4 separate regions of the Homo sapiens genome follow, and regions 2, 3 and 4 are each linked to region 1. The links are chromatin contacts, found by Hi-C or POLR2A ChIA-PET in ENCODE. All regions are on one chromosome and are shown on one strand. Each heading gives the region's core, a stretch centred on a gene start or an enhancer-like site at or near the end of the contact. The rest is flanking DNA. Distances are from core to core; before and after follow the strand shown. Region 1 holds the start of EIF5A2 (eukaryotic translation initiation factor 5A2). Region 2 overlaps PLD1 (phospholipase D1). Region 3 holds the start of GPR160 (G protein-coupled receptor 160). Region 4 has its middle 20 kb from the start of TNIK.

Region 1 (2,847 bases), core at 100-2,599:
CAGCACCATGCCCAGCTAAGTTTTCGTATTTTTGGTAGAGACGGGGTTTCACGATGCTGCCCAGGCTGATCTCGAACTCCTGAGCTCAGGGAACCCACCTGCCTCAGCCTCCCAACGTGCTGGGATTACAGGCATGAGCCACTGCTGTAATGGCTCCTTTGTATATTAGCTAGAGGCTGAATTCAGTACATGAGAGGGCAGTAACTTATTGCGAAAGTTAAATTGGACCTGTTTGAAAGATATGTGTAAACTGTAGAGTCATACAGGAATGTGAGATATGGGATTATTCATGAGACAGCAATAGGAAATCAAAGTTACCACATAAATGCGGGTGTGGGATGGGAAATAATTTCCTAGATCACCTCCCCAAGATAGGATACTGCGGTAGGTTGCGAAATGAAACTGTGAAGGGGGAGCACATCTCTTTTAAGAACCTTTCTATGGCAGTCTACAAGCTCTAGGTCAATTTTGAAGACCATCCAAGCGTTCTAATGTGCCAGGGTTAAACCCCAAACTCTAAGGAATGCCAATGCCAGGAGGAAAGAATGGATGAGTCGGCAGAACACCTCTCTGGACCCACAATGCCGTAGGAGTCAGACACCCTTCGCCTCCACAACTTCCCAACAGCCTTTGGTGTGAGAAGTGGGTTAATTCATTTCACTGCTGGCTTGTTAGCTGGCGGACGCTTCGGGAGTTCCCACCCCAGGGAGCAGTGCTGACTCTACAGGGGCATCCGGCGGCAGTCGCTGCCAAAAATCTCACCAAGGGGTGAATGGGGGGTCCTCAGGACCTGCGGTGCCGAGCTGGGTAATAAAATACTGCACCTGAATTCTTCTTTAAGGACCAGGAGGAGGTTCGAACCCCAAGAAAGGCTGCAAGCTGAACCAGAAGCTCGAACCCAAAGTTCGCTTCACAGCCAGCCACACTGGCACTCGCTGAATCTGCGCGCCTCGCGAGTTCTGACGATCGTCATGTGATAACTGCCACGCACCTGATGGCAGGGGCCATTGGGTGCTTTGCTTGGTTCCCATTAAAGTCGACTGCGACCCGAACGCAACAAACCTAAGAGTTGGAAGGCGCAAGTTCCTCTGCCAGCGAGCTCACCCTCGGCAACCAGACTGCTGAAAGTGCGCTCCACGCCGGAAGTGCACTAATCCGCAGCACGTGGGGTTGCCAGGGCGCTCTTCACGTGACTGGGCGGAGCCTCGGGAATCTGGTAGCCAATGGTAGCCCGAGAGGGCGGTGCCTGTGACGCTCCGGGGCCTATCCCGGAAATAGGGCTGAGTGGGGGCGGGTAAGGGCGGGGAGGCTGGGGTGTGGAAAGTGTGGCGGCCCCGCCCCGTCTCTTGGAACTGCCGCGGCCGCCACCGCCGCTGCCGGCGCCGCTGCTGTAGGGGACCAGCGCGGGTGCGCAGACGAAAGGCGCTCTTTGCCAGCTGAAAGGTGAAGACCTGGGGAAAAGCTGGTGGGGAAAAGCTGGTGGGGATGGGGCCAGAGTGAGGCAGGGCCGGGGAAGGCGCCCAGAACTGAGCGCTGACCGAGAGAAAGAAGGAGAATGGATGGGGGAACAGAGGCGAGCGCGGGACCCGCCGGGGCTCAGGCCCTAGTGGGGCCGGGCCGGGCCGAGCTGAGCCCTGGATGCCGGCAGAACAGGGGGCGCCTGTGCGGCCGCGGCGGCGACGTTGAAGGGTGGAGGGCGGGGTGCGCGCCAGCTAGCAGAGGGCCGGGTGCTGCTGGCCAGGTTCTGTTACCCCGCATCCTTCGCGGGGACCTGCGGCCTGGGCTGGGTCCCCCGCAGTAGGGTTCGGGGCGGCGGCCGAGGGCTGGGCGGCGGGGGAAGGTCGCCGGCTTCTGCGGTGGGGCGATGGGGGCCGCAACCTGCTGTTTCCAGCACGGAGGAGCGCCCAGGGCGGGTGTCCCCACCCTCAGCGAGCTCCTCTGCGACTTCTCATCCCACCTCCCCAAGCAGTAGCTGGAAAAGTTTGTAGAGGCCAGAGTTAGAAAGTGGCCACTAGTCTAGGGTGGGTGTTCCTTACATGCAGAAATAACGGGCCCATGATGCTTGGCACATAACTTGTCCGAAATGAGACGTTTCCCTGCCTACATACCCGTTGTTAAAAAGCAAACACAAACTTTTTGTGTAGTTCCCACGGAAAAACTACCATCTCCCCTGCCCACCATGGCAGACGAAATTGATTTCACTACTGGAGATGCCGGGGCTTCCAGCACTTACCCTATGCAGTGCTCGGCCTTGCGCAAAAACGGCTTCGTGGTGCTCAAAGGACGACCATGCAAAATAGTGGAGATGTCAACTTCCAAAACTGGAAAGCATGGTCATGCCAAGGTAAGTACCCTTGCAGATCAGGCTTTGGCTTCGGCGTTGGGACTTTGATCATTTGTATTCCGTTACAGATCATGAGATTTCTATACTTAAAATTTTGTAATAAGCACTATTTTTTCCTTCCCACAATTACTGGGTAATCAGTTATTACGTTGAATACTTAAAGGTAGCATTCCCTTCTTGGGCCCTTACAATGTTCATTAACTGGGAACTGAAACTTTCCTGAATCCTAGTGACCTATAAGATCTATTTAGTTTACAGATGAGAAAACCTGTTCTAGCAATTCTAAGAAATCTACACTTTATTTTTCTTGTGTAATCTCATAATTGAATCACTGGTCTATATTGGGTCTTGACATGTCGTGATACTGTTTAGTTGTTTACTGCCTCTTAATTGTAAGACCACTACATTTTTTTTTAAGTAAAATTAGATGACCTTGGAAGGAGGAGAAAAAGAATCTGTTGTAATCAGCATTGGTATTGTGCTCTTGTGTGTGTAATGAGTGA
Region 2 (2,847 bases), core at 156-2,655, 880 kb before region 1:
ACATCTGCAAAATCCCTTCACAGCAGCAGTAGATTAGTACTTGATTGAATAACTAGGTAAAGGCATGTGTGTACATGCATGCTGCAAAATGTTGCTGTCTCCTTTCTTTTCCCCACCTCTTAGGAGAGAATATCCTTTGACCCTACGTGGAAGCCTACAAGAAGGGGAATTCTGGGCAATGTGGTTCAGCCCAGCCACATCACATACTATTATTTAGTAGTCATGAAGAGAGAGACATAGGTAAAAACAGCAGTTAGTATTTCTTCATTCTGATATCTGGCAGCAAGTGAGTGATGCTACCATTATCGGCTAAAATCAGGAACTGGTATTAATGCATTTTGTTTTGTTTTGTTTTCTGCTTTATTCTCCTCTGTCATAGACAGTGAAGAGTAAGTGAAGAATTTGAGGGTCATCAGCCATTGTGAACTCATCAAAGTTAGTAGCACTTAAAATTTGCTTTTAAAATGAATGGAAAGATGTCCAAGTTTTCAATAGCACAAATATTTTTTTCTCATTTGTACCTTTTTTTTGTCTTTTGTATACAGATATTCCCACTCTGGCCACTGCCCAAAGGGGCTCTTATCTGAGGAATACTGCTGACTTCGTGTACCTAGTTTTACAGAGCCATCTTTCTGAAGCATAAATTAGATTACATTATTCTACAGCTTAAATCCCTCCATGAACTTCCCATCACCCAAGAGTGGATCTGAAACGCCTTAGAGTGTCATTCAAGACCCTTCTGTATGTGGCTGCCATGCATTTTTTTCAACTTTATTTCCAGCCTTGCAATGTACATACATCCATCTCTGTCCCACGCCCTCTGCAGGGCTTTTTGGTTCCAGAACGTGCCATGTGCTTTTCTCCTTTGGAGCTCTTTGAATAGGATGCCCTTCCTCCCTTGTCTGCCTGTAGATAGAAAAATCCTGTGCATTGGTGAGTTGGCCCTGACCACCATTTTCTTAGCATGCTGAATTACTTCTGTTCCCCTCTGTGTTTGCACAGCTTTGTTTGTGCACAGTAGACTTTTGGCTGGGCCATGTAGACTGCCTCCTCCATGAGTTTGCCAGCTTTTTGAGGACAATGTCTGTTTTATTCATCCTCGAATTCTCAGTGCCTAGCAGAGTGCATAGCACAGGGTAGTTATGCAATACATATTGGAGTAAAGGAATACAGTTCAAAAAAACAGTCTCATTAACAGATGCAAACCAACTCCTCTCATGACGCAGAGAATCTAAGCTCAAACAAATTACCAGAGTTGGCAGTTGAAGTACTATATATAGACAGAACTTAATAAATGCTTTTCTTTGTCTTAAGCCTTTGATGACAGTGATGTGTTTTTATGAACGTAGATAACCACAAGCAGATGTGTCAAAGCTCTTTTGTCCAGGAATAAACTGAGTTTCGTCATCATCTTGACAGTACTTTCCTGGATGAGTGTTCAGGAAACATGAAAAGTTTTTAAACAATTCAACAAATGTGTAATAAAAGTTTGTTACCTTGTTTTATTTGTTGTTATATTGTCTCTTGGCTTGAGTTTTTATTTGGGAAGCTAATAGAGAGACGGGATATTAGAAAACCAGAGGCAAACTGCTTGGTTTATTGAAGCACTAACTGAATGAATGCAGGTATACGAGTAATCCAGGAATCCCATGCATTAAGGAAAAATTTATTTCTATCACCTCTGTATTGTTGTTACCTTGTGAACCTGGCTTGGTTTTTTCAGCAGTTGGTAAACTGATAAGCCTGTTTCTCACTCTGTCATTCATCTCATCAGTTTACCAGCCCAGAAATACTCCTTTCAGTCTTTACAAAAAAAAAAAAAAAAAAAAAGAAGTGCAGATGCACTCACAAACACAAAAGTTAATTTATTATTATTTTTTTTTTTTTGAGATGGATTTTTGCTCTTGTCACAAGGCTGGAGTGCAATGACGCGATCTCAGCTCACAGCAACCTCAACCTCCCGGGCTCAAGTGATTCTCTGGAGCAGCTGGGATTACAGGCGTGTACCACCATGCCCAGCTAATTTTTGTATTTTTAGTAGAAATGGGGTTTCACCATGTTGGCCAGGCTGGTCTCAAACTCCTGATCCCAGGTGATCCACCAGCCTCAGCCTCCCAAAGTGCTGGGAGTATAGGCATGAGCCACTGCTGCACCCGGCTGAATTTTTTTCTTGAGGCTGACAATCATACAATTTTTTTTTTCTTACAAAATATTTTTCTAGTTTTTTTTTTCTTAAAAAAAACCAAGTTGGTTCTAATAATATCTAAATTTCATTAAATTACCAGGGAAAAAATATTTTCTTTTCCTAAATGAGAATTCAGTGATAATATGCTTGCTGCTCCATAGAAGGTGGCTGTTCTTTAACTTGTATCAACCTTCCTTGTTTGTACCATGCCCCCAACACACATACACATACCACACCATACCATGAATATTAACAAGGGAAAAATGGCCTGAATTTTATTTTCTGGGTATGATGACATTCAAATGAGTTATAAAATATGCAAATGTATTTTAGATTCCTTTCTTGGTGCACAAATCCATAACATTTTTCTCCTAGGTTGATAATATGGTCATGAAGTTCTTGGGTGCTGCATTTTGTACAACCAGCTCTTGCAATGTGAGAGAACCATCATCCACTTGGGGGCACCCAGGTACTTAATGAAAAAAAAAGAAGGCATTGCCAAGAGAAAGTAATTTGATCACAAAAATAAGGGAAAATACTCAGGGTAGATAATCTATTCCAACATAACAAATCCAGAAAGTAGGCCTGTGTTGTACAGAGATGACCATGCCCTACAGACACCTAATGTACCATACAGACTCGGTAAAACCCTGGTCAGCTAC
Region 3 (2,847 bases), core at 103-2,602, 870 kb after region 1:
AAATCGTTTTGAAACTGCACACAGGTCCTCCTCCCTGCAATTCGCATAGCAACCAAGCTGATCCTCACTGACAATTTCCAAATAACTATAATAACTCTATTCTGGAGATATCACAAGTGCCGGTCTTAGAGCTTGTCAAATGTATACATATATGTTTATATTTATATATAAATGCACAAAAGCACACAAGAAACCATTTCACTCGAAGCAATAACAATCCTGAGAGCTAAACACTCGTTCATGTCTTTTGTGATGCTTCTCGGTGGGGGTTATCTCTGGGATTTAAGCGACACTTCCCCTTACCGGAGACATTTGCGCAAGTGTAGGACGAAGCGAGAGCGGTTCCTTCCAGCCGAACCTGCCTCCGGAGGCCCGGTCCGTGCGTTCGTCTCCGGACTGCAGGGGGCGGCCCTGCCACCACCTCGAGGCCACCTGCGCAGGTGAGAAAAGGAGTTTCAGTCTCCGGGTTCCTGGGGGTGGTCGCAGGTAATCTAGAGGGAATTTTGAGCCAGCCAGGATGGTCATCCAGGAACCTACCCGGACGCAACGGCCTCGGAAAACAAATAGCCGGGCAAGGCCCTGGGGCTTAATCCCAGTGGCGGGCGCGGGCGGGGGCGCCGTCCCCAACGCTCGAGGCCAGGGGAGGGGAGGCAAAGTCGGCCCCAATGAATGCACGCACGCGCGCGCGCGCGCGTGTGTGTGAGACTATTCACCTCTGGGCGCCAGGAAAGAGCGAAGAGTTGCATACACCCATTTCTATAACCTTGCTGGGTTTGTCATGTTTAAAAAGCATCTCCCCTGGAGAGAGGGTGGCGAGTCTCTGGGTGCGGGACACGCCCATTCCCCAGACCCCCTGCCCTCAAACCCACGACAGACCCCAGTTGCTAAGGCTCCGCGGTAATCCCCATCCCGAAGCAGGAAGGCTCGGGCGTCCGGGCTCCACTCCTGGATCTCTTAAGTAGCAGAGAACCCCCAGCCCCTGAGTTCCTGCAAAGGAAATTCCTTCCCCTCCCAGGCGCGCTGAACGCCCGGCCAGGGAGGCTGGGAGCGGCGCGGGGACCGTTCGCCGCCCCGAGGCTGGGACGCCGGTGGCGAGAGCGCCGGGCGCCCTCCACCTGCGCCCGCACTCACCCGAGGATCGATGGCTGTCGGCTCCGCAAGGTTGAGGCCCCGACACCTGCAGCGCCCGTGCCCAGGTGACCGCCCGAGGGAGGGGCGAGGGCCCAGCTCGCCCGCCTGGTCCCGCCCCGCCCCGCCCCGCCCCGCGCGCTCCCGGGAGGGGCAGGGGAGCACGGCCCCGGGACCCCGCGGCGACCCTGCTGTGGCTCAGCCGGCTCCAGACCAGGAAATGCGGGCGTCAGAGACGGGCAACCTTTGAGCGCGCACGTCCCGTCCGGGCCCAACGAAACAAGGGCCGGAGGGCGCCGCCTGCCGGCGGGACGGAAAGATATCACAGAGACTGTCACCCCCCGCCGGCTAGGAGAGGGCTGAGTTGAGGCTGGCAGAGGGACGCAGCCAGGGGTGCGCAGTGCGGGAGCCGCTTGGGGGCTCAGTGAGACCCCCTTCCTCATGCCACATCTTGAGGACCCGGCCCCTGTCCTAGGAGCTCCCCATCTCCCCAGCAGGCGGGCGAGCGGGGGCCACTGGGTCAGGGCCTCTCCTTCCCTTACCTCTGCAAATGTAAACTTGGCAGTTGTCTCCAGATAAGAGTTTACACAGGGTGGCCAGGCGGTGGCTCATGCCTGTAATCCTAGCACTTTGGGAGGTCAAGGTGGGCGGATCACTTGAGGTCAGGAGTTTGAGACCAGCCTGGCCAACATGGTCCACGTTGGTCCCCATGTCTACTAAAAATACAAAAATTAGCCGGGCTTGGTGGCACGCACCTGTAATCCCAGCTATTTGGGAAGCTGAGGCACGAGAATCGCTTGAACCCAGGAGGCGGAGGTTGCAGTGAGCTAAGACCGCACCACTGCACTCCAGCCTGGGCAGCAACAGCAAGACTCCGTATCAAAAAAAAAAAAAAAAAAAAAAAAAAAAAAAAAAAAGAGTATACACAGGGTGACAGAACTTCTTGAAACTTGTATGCTTCTAAGCAACCGCCTGCAGTGTACTGTGAATTCAGATTTTTAAATAAAAATCTGCAAATATTAAATAGCCCATATATTGCATTGCCTTTTTTGTGTCAACAGTGCTAATTTGTTGTCATTCAACAAATATTTGTTGAGCACCTACGACTTGCCGGTCATTTAAACATTTAAAATATCGAACAATTAGGCCAGCGCAGTGGCTCAAGCCTGTAATCCCAGCACTTTGGGAGGCCGAGGCGGGTGGATCACTTGAGGTCACGAGTTCAAGACCAGCCTGGCCAACATGGTGAAACCCTGCCTCTACTAAAAATACAAAAATTAGTTGGGCGTAATGGCACATGCCTGTAGTCCCAGCTACTTGGGAGGCTGAGGCAGGAGAATGACTTGAACCCAGGAGGCAGAGGTTGCAGTGAACCAAGATCACGCCATTACACTCCAGCCTGGGCAACAGAGACAGACTTCATCTGAAACAAATAAAATAAAATAAAATATTGCACAATTTCTTCCTTCTCCTCTTCACGCAGAGCCTTGAACAAGGGGAGTGTCCTGAGCCTCTCAACCTCTCTGAGTGTCATAGCAGTTAGAGATTAAAGATGACCATGTCCATACACGTTTGTATCTCTCCACAATGTCAGTCTTTTTTTTTTTTTAAATGCTATTTCAATCACAAAATCCAGGAGCTACATGGAGTTCCCAAGGAGGCAATTCTCCTTAGTCCTTCCCATTCACTCTGTAGTCAGAGCACATAGGTTCAAGCCAC
Region 4 (2,847 bases), core at 157-2,656, 570 kb before region 1:
GGTGGGCGGATCACCTGAGGTTGGGAGTTAGAGACCAGCCTGACCAACATGGAGAAACCCTGTCTCTACTAAAAATACAAAAAATTAGCCAGGCGTGGTGGCGCATGCCTGTAATCCCAGCTACTCGGGAGGCTGAGGCAGGAGAATCACTAGAACCCAGGAGGTGGAGGTTGTGGTGAGCCGGGATCGCACCATTGTGCTCCAGCCTGGGCAACAAGAGCGAAACTCTGTCTCAAAAAACAAACAAACAAACAAACAAACAAAAAAACCACACACTAGAAAGTGGGCACAGAATCGTTGTGGAGAGATTGTCTGTGTTAATAATTTGATCATTCTAAGGCATTGAGGACTGTTTAAATTCAATTCCAGCTATCAACGAGGTAAAATGTGTTTTAAAAATAAATATGGAGAAAAATAGAAATTTTCATGGAGAAGTGAGGGGAGCAGATCACTTCTCAAAGACTGTAGAGAGACTTTACAGACCTCACGGGTAGAATCTCAGCCTTAGAATTAGGAATTATAGCAACAGCTAACTTGGCTAACCATCCCCCTGGGCCAGTACTCTTACAGACATTATCTCATTTATTCCACTTGATAATACCATGAGATAAATGCTATTATATCCCCGTTTTTCTAAATAAGAAAATAAATACTTCGAAGACTTAAGTAACCTTCCCAAAGTCATACGGCTGGAAAGGGGCTGCCTCAATCCCAAGCATGTGGTCTGCCAAGAAAGGGAGGTGCTGGCAAGGAGGAAGGAATGACAACCAAGAGGAATCTTGAAGAGGAAAGGGGTAACCTGTGGTCATTCCATTTAGATGGCCTCATCCAAGACTGTGACCTTCACACCTCCCAGCTGCATTCCCAATGTGTTCCCTGTGTACCCAACTCCAGGGGCACCATTCACAGATAGTACACTGTGAGTAGCGGCAAAGCAGCTGCCTGCTGCCATCATGTCATCATAGGTAGCAAAGTGGCTTATGAAAAGAAGATTGCAAGGTAAGTGTGTGTAGTGGGTACTGGGACAAAAAGAAAAATTGGAAAGGGATTCTGGGGAATGTGATAAGGAGTGAACTAGAAATAAATGAAGGATCAGGTGGCAGCACTCCACTGAGGTCAGGAACAGGGAAAGATACAGGGTTCGCTTCATCAGGAAGGGAAGGAAAAGGGAACTTTGGTTTAGAGACTTTAGGAGAGATACAAAGCATCCCTTAACAGTTCTAGGACTCTTAGAACAGGGAGAGAGAGGGCTGGGAGTTCTGTGTGAGAAGGGACTGAGAAGGTGGAAGGAAGAAAGCCACAGAAAAACCGTGCCCACTGCATAGTTTCACCAGACTATTTCTGAGCTTTTTTGTTGTTGTTGTAGATGGTGAGGTGGAAAAGAAAACAGGTTAGTGATTGGTCCTTTTACTTAAAAAAGAAATACTCAGGAAGTTTTGATGACTCAGTAATGAAAGTGATAATGTTTTTGAAGTGTGAAGCATGTAAGATGAATTTTTTTGTAGTTGTTTTTTGTTTAAATTGGAAATGGGGCTATTTTTCCACCTATGAAAGATATATTTCAATTATGGAAGATGATATTTCTACCCACAAGTCAGTTTGGCAACAATGCATTGGATTTCACCTTTGATTTTGTTTTTTTGGGTTTTTTGAGACCATGTTTCGCTCCTGTCACCCAGGCTGGAGTGCAATGGTGTGATTTCAGCTCACTGCAACCACCGCCTCCTGGGTTCAAGAGATTCTCCTGCCTCAGCCTCCCGAGTACCTGGGATTACAGGCACCCGCCACCACGCCTGGCTAATTTTTTGTATTCTTAGTGGAGACGGGTTTCACTATGTTGGCCAGGCTGGTCACAAATTCCTGACCTCAGGTGATCCACCCACCTCAACCTCCCAAAGTGCTAGGTTTACAGGCGTGAGCCACCGCGCCTGGCCCTTGCCTTTGATTTTGGATGGCCAGGCTCTAAATGTTTCAACCGACCTCTGGTGGTTATTCTCCTGGTATGCCCACTACAGTATAGATGTGCAGTCTCCACCAACTCACCAAATGACTGACTGACAGACAGGACCAGTCTCAAAACCCTATATTAAGGTTTAGTCCCCAGCTAAAGTTATAATAATATTTTTAAATTACGGTAAACCCAATAACCATATCTGAAATTTCTCAGAAATTCTAAAATAGCTTTTAAAAAGATCTTAAAATGGAAGATGAATCAATTCAAATACATTTGAGAAGACCTATTCACGGTGGCTTAAAATCCAATATTTGCATTCATGGTGAAATTCTTAAGCACTTTTCTGATGAACGTTAATGGGATTAAAGCTTGTTCTGGAAATCATTTACTGACCTATCCAACTGACTACTAGTCAAGGATTGAGTGAACTTTAGACGTTCTGTCTTTTTCAATCTGTCCTATATTGAGTATCTTACCAGTCTCTTTTTCTATAAAATAAAGCAGTGAATATTTGAATGAACTTGTTAGGGGCCTTTTTTCTTGCATGATATAAAAGCATTGTGGTAATAAAACTTCCATATATGTTCATAATTAAATGATCAGAAAAGTTTTCTTAAATAGCACGTAACAAAAATAATAATGATTCTTTAAATATCATCTAATACCAGGTCATATTTGTATTTGTTGCTGTATTCAGGTTATCACTAAGCTTACTAAAATTCAGGAATCACAGGCCTCTGTTATACAGAAACTCAATAAGGTAATAACAAGCTTTGGCTCTTTTCCTAAAATAGGAAAATCAACATCCATGATAAAGGCAAGAACGTCTTAATCCATGAGCTCTAAACTTTTTTTTTTTTTTTTTGAGACAGAGTCTCCCTCTTGTCGCCCAG

The links. Hi-C counts contacts between places; a loop is a spot of excess contacts on that map. ChIA-PET counts read pairs that join two places held with the same protein, here RNA polymerase II (POLR2A). Pooled maps may share reads with other maps.
Region 2: a map with no recorded cell type shows a loop between it and region 1 (3-fold over the local background). The contact joins the enhancer-like site here to the promoter of EIF5A2 in region 1. A Hi-C loop is called at or near these places in 1 of 37 single-sample maps with no recorded cell type and 3 of 50 pooled maps. POLR2A ChIA-PET finds 5 or more read pairs at or near these places in 1 of 52 experiments (activated naive CD4-positive, alpha-beta T cell).
Region 3: a map of CD4-positive, alpha-beta memory T cell shows a loop between it and region 1 (4-fold over the local background). The contact joins the promoter of GPR160 here to the promoter of EIF5A2 in region 1. A Hi-C loop is called at or near these places in 2 of 168 maps with a recorded cell type or tissue (CD4-positive, alpha-beta memory T cell and naive thymus-derived CD4-positive, alpha-beta T cell) and 6 of 50 pooled maps.
Region 4: a pooled map shows a loop between it and region 1 (2.6-fold over the local background). The contact joins the enhancer-like site here to the promoter of EIF5A2 in region 1. A Hi-C loop is called at or near these places in 1 of 168 maps with a recorded cell type or tissue (naive thymus-derived CD4-positive, alpha-beta T cell) and 8 of 50 pooled maps. POLR2A ChIA-PET finds 5 or more read pairs at or near these places in 1 of 52 experiments (activated B cell).

The regions. Positions count from the first base shown.
Region 1 is chr3:170,907,139-170,909,985 of GRCh38, reverse strand. It overlaps EIF5A2 (eukaryotic translation initiation factor 5A2), which reads left to right and starts at 1,349. Exons shown (of 5, transcript NM_020390.6): 1 at 1,349-1,443; 2 at 2,145-2,344. The coding sequence starts at 2,180. RefSeq lists a silencer at 1,689-1,828.
Region 2 is chr3:171,787,234-171,790,080 of GRCh38, reverse strand. The region is part of intron 1 of PLD1 (phospholipase D1); the gene reads left to right. Among named protein-coding and RNA genes, the nearest start is that of PLD1, 22 kb to the left of the region's middle. Within about 2 kb of position 1,405, at least 4 of the 41 ENCODE cell types and tissues checked have a DNase peak (open chromatin) inside an H3K27ac peak, as active enhancers do.
Region 3 is chr3:170,036,500-170,039,346 of GRCh38, reverse strand. It overlaps GPR160 (G protein-coupled receptor 160), which reads right to left and starts at 1,352. Exons shown (of 4, transcript NM_014373.3): 1 at 1,132-1,352; 2 at 304-432. RefSeq lists silencers at 328-377, 538-587, 898-1,377 and an enhancer at 1-472.
Region 4 is chr3:171,479,255-171,482,101 of GRCh38, reverse strand. No RefSeq gene overlaps it. Among named protein-coding and RNA genes, the nearest start is that of TNIK, 20 kb to the right of the region's middle. Within about 2 kb of position 1,406, at least 4 of the 41 ENCODE cell types and tissues checked have a DNase peak (open chromatin) inside an H3K27ac peak, as active enhancers do.